Linked DNA regions of Homo sapiens: region 1 is linked to region 2. Evidence: chromatin contacts called from ENCODE Hi-C or POLR2A ChIA-PET data. All regions are on one chromosome and are shown on one strand. The core of a region is the stretch at or near the end of the contact, and the rest is flanking DNA. Distances in the headings are between cores, read along the strand shown. Region 1 has its middle 24 kb from the start of NHEG1. Region 2 holds the start of MAP7 (microtubule associated protein 7).

Region 1 (3,197 bases), core at 662-3,161, 420 kb after region 2:
AGTTCATCTTCCTGCAGAGATGGAAGTCAGATTTCCATCTTCCACTTAGATTATGGACAAAGACATTTTCTCTACATTGGTGTTAGTTGGGGCACGGGACCAGGGGGTTAAGCTAACTAGCTTGAAGGGATGTGCAAAATGACCAAGAAAGGGTGTTAGCCACTGCTTACACCCCCTTCAGTTAGCCACTGCTTACACCCCCTTCATGTAGGGGCAAAGAGACAAGAAGGTTCACACATGTGATCTGTCCCAGGAACGTAACAGAAGGTTAAGAACTGAAAGAGAGAGAGAGAGAGAGATAGAAAGATGGGTTCTGTGGTTCAGAAATCACTCCCCACTCTGGTGGGAGTCGGAGATTGGCAGTCAGATGCTGCCACACTTGCTACCATAGGGATGACTGTCATGCCGCAAGGTCTAGTCCAAAGCACATTTAGTTCCCGATGTTAAAGAGGGCTGGGAGGAAGGTGAGTGGTCTGAGAGATGAGAAGAATGCAGACAGGAGAACCAATCTGGTGACATTTTGGTCAAGTGTGCTGTCTTCATTAATTTTCGGTCTCAGGATTCCTAATTATGGAAACCAGCCAATACGTATTTTCTTCAGCCGTTCATCCCTAAGTCCTTCCGGGGCTGGACAGAGGTAATATAACAACTGTCGCCACACGGTGGCAGCAATATCTTCTTGGCTGTGCTCACCTAGCCTAGTGGGTGCTTTTTCTGTAACTGCAGAAGCCATGGCTTTCTCCCCGCTGGGACTTGCTGTTTGAGGAGCTGAGGCGCCTCACAGCACTTATTACAAAGAGTTTTCTTCATGTTTTTCTTTTTCCTTAAATGAATGCCTTGGAAAATATGAGGTTATGCATTACCGGGTAACTTTTTGCTTTTGTTTTTGTGTTGAGGCAGGGTCGCCAAAACAAAAACTTGCTCACTCTGTCGCCCAGGCTGGAGTGCGGTGGCGCCATCTTGGCTGACTGCATCCTCAACCTCCCAGGTTCGAGTGATCCTCCCACCTCAGCCTCCTGAGTAGCTGGGGCTACAGGTGTGCACCACCACATCGGCTAATTTTCTATTTTTTTTTTTGTAGAGATGGGGTTCTCATGATGTTGCCCGAGCTGGTCTCAAATTCCTCGGCTCAAGTGATCCTCCTGCCTCAGCCTCCCAAAGTGCTGGGATTACAGGCTTGGGCCACCATGCCTAGCCAGCGGGTACCTTTCTGTCTTTTCCTAATGGCTAATAATTTAAATCTAACTATATCTGTGAAGCCAGTGGTTTTGCCACAGGATGAGGAGGCGCCAGGGGACGGGAAGGTGACCAGATGTTCTAATTGAGTCAGCCTTGGTTCTGGCAATGAGCAGGTGCTCTGGAAGAAGTCCCAGGCAAGCTCTGCTGTGCCCCTTATCTGAACCGAGCTGATGAGCTGGCCCCCGTCCAGAGGAGGATGACCAGAGCAGAGAGGGATCTGGAAACCAGGAGTGACAGGGACGTGTGGAAGGGAAGGGGATGTTTGCAGAGGAAGGGATGACTTGAACACTACAGTTAAATGTTGGAAGGGTTGTCATGGAGAAGAGAGGTCGTTAGAATCAGGTCGGAAGAACTAGAACTAGTATGCTAGTTTGGAAGGGACGTTAGGAATCCCATCAAACACACTCCTCATTTTACAAAAGAAGAAAATAAGGCTGAGAGAGTGACACTTGTCTGGGGTCACGCCGTTGGCTGGTAACAGACAGACAAAGGACTAGGATACAGCCCTTTGATTATACCCAAATATGGTTGCCCATCAGGTTGTAAGCTATAGGGTGGGTGAGGAGGGTAACGAAGGTGGTGGCCTCTGTTTAGTGTTGAAGCAGAAACTGGGTGTCCAGAGAGTTCCTGAATTGCCCAGAGGGCTGGCCCCAGCCTAGTCACTGGAAAACGTCTGCGTTTACCTCTGACATACTCTATCTCTGTGTGCCATATGACTCACTTAATAACTGCCAGGTAATTCATGGTGATGAAAGTTTGTGTGTAGCGCGTGGGGTGGAGGAGGGAGTTGGTGTCTGGCCTTAGAAAAGGCTGCTTTTATGTGGCAGCAAATAGGAGGCTAGCAAGGTCTCTGGCTGGGGATTGCCTGGTGTCCTTGACCTTGCAGAGTCCCCAGGCTCCATCTTGGGGAAAAGGGAGACAGGAGAGGGAGTATTGCAGGCTTCCGTAGGCCCTCTGGGACGGGAGCAGCACTATGGGGAGATGGGTGAGCTTGTGTGCTGAACATCGCTAACTTCATAGGGCTTTGCTCTTGTCTCCATCCCTGAAAAATCCTTCCTAAGCACTGTATGGTATAAATATTTTAGTATCTGTCCATGGATTGGCTTGTTGTCTTTGTTGAGTTGCACGCATGATCTGGGCCTGGTTTCATCACACCTTGTGCAACTGCGATCATTATCTGGATGACAAAGAAGTGGGTGCAGGCCGTTCCCTGGATACGAAATGCTGAGGCAATTAAGCACATCTAATGACTGTTTTCTTAAGATGAATAGGAGTGATAGCAGTACACAAAGCAAAATGAGGTCTTATAGTCCATGCAGCCCAAGCATGGACTGGTCCTAGTAGAAGGAATGATGTAATTATGCTTCCCAAGTGTCACACCTGTACCATAGGTATTCTGAAATGACTTCATGTGTGATGACAAACATTTTCTTTTTTCTTTTTCTTTGTTTTTTTTTAGAGACAGGGCCCTGCTCTCCCATCCAGGCTGGAATGCAGTGGTGGTGATCATAGCTCACTGCAGCCATGAATTCCTGGGCTCAAGTGATCATCCTTCCTCATCCTCCAGTGTAGCTGGGACTATAGGCACATGCCAGCATGCCCAGCTAATTGAAGAAAAACATTTTCAGATGAAATTGTTGTACATATATCTTCAAGTGTGTTAGAAATATACATCTTGTGTATTAAATTTATTTGCTCAGAATGAGGCTAAAAAAATTAGTTAAAAAAATAAGTAGATAACAGCTGTTACTAAGAGCTGTGTGCTGAGTCTTGTACTAAGTGCTTTGAATGTAGTTCCTCATTTAATCGTCACAATAGCCCTTTGAATTAAATTTTGATTTACAGAAAACTGAATTGAAGCAAAGAGGAGTTGCATAATAACTTGTCCAATTCACAAAATTTTAAAGGGCAGACCTGTGTGAATCCAGACGAACATAGATCTGTCTGAATTCAGAGCC
Region 2 (3,195 bases), core at 223-2,722:
CTCCACCCCAAAACAAAATAATGATCTACCAATCTTGCGAACACATTAAGACAAACTCCCTACAGGAAGGAGCATGACTTAAACAAGTTCAAGATACTTTGTCAGTCTTAACCTCAGGTATCTTGGCTGAAGGGATTAAATCATTAGACTTTACGTACCCAACCTCTTCCTAGCAATAGCAGATACATAATTTGCAAATACTGTTTCAGAGCTCTCTGGACCTTTCACGTTAAAATAAGCATACTTGATGGTGGGGAGACAGTGATTCTTACATTTAGGAAACAAATGCTTCCGATTGTGACCGTATGGAAGTGGAAAACAGCTTGCAATTGGAGAGTCTAAGAATTGAATTTCTTTTTAAAGTAAGAAACTGCCTCACTGCCCCCATCCCCAAGTGTAGGAAGATATAGAAACAGCTTACTGGCCAAGAATAGAAGAGGGAACCAGTGGAGAGGGACGGATTTGCAAGATAGCCTCTGGAGAAAAAAAAATCACGAGGGAGAAAAATCGGCTTCATACTATGGAGAGATGGGCGGGGTTGGGAAGCCTTGCTGCTGGTCTTGGGAAGCCTTGCTGCTGGTCTTGGGGACGTGATCCCCTGTCCCTAAGTGTGCCCCTGGAGGTTGTGGGGGAGGGGTATCCTCAACACAGAGGCCTGACCACCAAATCCCGGGCTGCAGAGCCAACAATCCTCCTTTGGGCTCCTGCACAGACTAAAAACAAAAAACTCTGAGAACTCCGACAAGTCAACGAAAGTCTGATCCCGTCAAGCCCGCACTCGCAAACCCCCACCGTGCTGCACTGGGCCCCGGCCCTCCCGAGCTCGGTCCCCTCGGACGACGGTCGTCGCCACTGCGGGCACCAGATTGGGGGGCGGGCCGCTCACCCCGCGGTCCTGCCCCACACCGACCCCGCTGAGGAGCCCCCGGCACCCGGGGCGACCAGGGAAGGCGGGAGGAGGTGCCCAGAAACTGCTCGTCCTGCCAGTCGCACCTGGCCGACGACTCTCTGGCCACTGGTTTGGTCTGGGGGATACGATTTCCCATTCAACTGAATTAGACCCGAGGCCGCGGCGGGGAGGGCAGCGGCCGGGGTCTCTCCGTTTCCTCCCCCGGCTCGCCTCCACCTGTTGCGGGAAAGTCGCGGTGGAGCGCCCGAGGGCGGCCGCAACCCCGGCCGGGGCCGAGCCGGGCTGGCCGAGCCGCGGCGGCGAAGGGCGGGGGAAGGCGCTCTCGGAGCAGGGTGCGCGGCGCGCAGGGCCGGTTGTTCCGGGCCGCGGCCGCGCGGGCGGGGAGGGGGCTGCCGGCGCCGGGTGATTTCGGTGCCAGCCCGCCGGCCCCGCTCGCCGTCCCCTGCCCGACGGGACCCCCACTATCCCCGCTGTGCGGTCACCTGTTTCGCTTCGCACTGCGCCGTCGCCGCCCCTGTGGCCGTCGCCGCCAGCTCCTAGCTCCGCCATGGTGCTCCGATGACGCGCCCGGAGAGCCGCTCCGCCCTTTCCTCGGCTTGGCTCCCGCCGGCCCCCGCCTCCCAGGCCAGCGGCCCAGACAGGTGAGCGCAGTCCGGGGATGGCGGAGGGCGGGGACAGAGAGCGCGGCAGTCGGCTGCGGCCTGGGCCTGGCGCGCCCCCTCGCGGGCAGGTGCGGCGTGGCAGCCGCTCCGACCGCCGCTGCCGAGTCTCGGCTGGAAGAGCGGCGGGCGGAACCAGTACCTCAGTCCGGAGCTTCCGGTCGCCGCGGCCGACCAGCTGAGGGCTCCCGGAGATATGGAGCGGGGTCAGCGAGGCCTGGTGGCGCCTCCTGGAGTCTGGGACGAGCGGCGGTCCGAGGAGCAGCCCAGGTGGGGCGAGGGTACGGAGACGCTATTTCCCTCCGAACTCTGAAGTAGCCAGGTCAGTGTCGGCTCCGCGAGGGCTGGAGTTCACGGTGACAGCCGGCAGAGCATCTGATGCCACGTGGAGAGGCGAAGTACATGGGTCGGATTCCACGCTGGGAGCCGGCCTGGATCTGCGCTTTAGGAAGCCACTGCGGGCGACCCTATCTTGTCGCCAGGACTTCGCATCTGATGAGCCTCAGGGCACACAAGTTAGAGAGGCTTGTGCCGGCTGATGTGGCTTTTCTTTTTCTTAGTTTCCGTTTAGTAAACGACCTTGTGACTTCTGGCTTGCTCAGGAAGACCAGAAAAAAAGGCAATAGGTAACGAATTTTTCTTTTTTTAAAGAAACAGATTATTGGCCGAGGAAAAACCAATTTCGCTCTAAAGGATAAGCAACAAAATACTGAGGGGGGAAAAAGCCTACACAAATGGAAACATACGGCACAAAATCAAGGAGCGACCAGTTCCGCATGGTTACACTAAAATGCACTGCACTCCCACTCTCTGGCTTGGCTGAAGATAACCAGCAAGCTCTGAACAGTTTAAAAGCCTTCCAAGGACTGCAGCAGCACTGGACACACAAGAGAGTCGAGAACAGTATTGGATTTATTGTTAGGGTTACAATTTTCACGATCTTTGCATGCAAAACTTGCCACTCTGAGCCCAGTGAACTATTTTTATTTGGTTTACTTACTGGCTTTCTGGATGACTAGGTAGAGCTTTAACTAAAGAACACTTCTGCTGTGGTCTGTGATGATGAATTTTCCCGTAGTGTCATTTCTATAATGGAATAGGCAAACTGACCATTTAGAATGTGATATTCCTAAATCACATTCAAATCAGTCTTATCAGAGACTTCTAATCAATAAAAATAAAGCACCAGATGGCTAGAGGTAGTTTTTGACCTCAGCTTGGGCCTCAGCAAAGATTTTTTGTGTTTTTTTTAACTACATTAAAACATCAGAGTTTAAGACACTTTTCTTTGAGCATCAGAAATACTCTCAGCTGAATTTAGAGTTGAACTATCCGGAAGAACCCTGGAGAAGGAGGGTGATTTATTTTCAACTTTCTGATTTACCACCGACTTAAATCAACCAATGAGTTCTTTCTTTGACCAAAAAAAAAAAAAAAAAAAAAAAAAAAAAAAAAAAAATTCAAGACTTGTGATGTTTCTATTTGTTTTGTTTTGTTTAGTTTGGTGTGTGCTTACTCATTGTCCCATTCTTTTGATAACCTGTATTTATCTGCCACAAGTTAAACAAAAATAAATGAAATAAGGAACACACCAAAATCCTGCACTTAGGCCCTGTATAGACAGTG

What was found. Hi-C counts contacts between places; a loop is a spot of excess contacts on that map. ChIA-PET counts read pairs that join two places held with the same protein, here RNA polymerase II (POLR2A). Pooled maps may share reads with other maps.
Region 1: a loop to region 2 is called in a pooled map, with 2.3 times the contacts of the local background. The contact joins the enhancer-like site here to the promoter of MAP7 in region 2. A Hi-C loop is called at or near these places in 1 of 50 pooled maps. POLR2A ChIA-PET finds 5 or more read pairs at or near these places in 2 of 52 experiments (K562 and OCI-LY7).

What each region holds. Positions count from the first base shown.
Region 1 is chr6:136,967,665-136,970,861 of GRCh38, forward strand. No RefSeq gene overlaps it. Among named protein-coding and RNA genes, the nearest start is that of NHEG1, 24 kb to the right of the region's middle. Within about 2 kb of position 1,912, at least 4 of the 41 ENCODE cell types and tissues checked have a DNase peak (open chromatin) inside an H3K27ac peak, as active enhancers do.
Region 2 is chr6:136,548,950-136,552,144 of GRCh38, forward strand. MAP7 (microtubule associated protein 7) reads right to left here and starts at 1,473. Exons shown (of 18, transcript NM_003980.6): 1 at 1,393-1,473. The coding sequence starts at 1,459. MAP7-AS1 (MAP7 antisense RNA 1) reads right to left here. Exons shown (of 1, transcript NR_186370.1): 1 at 1,774-3,195. RefSeq lists enhancers at 309-847, 1,386-1,923 and silencers at 1,145-1,194, 1,205-1,384, 1,425-1,774.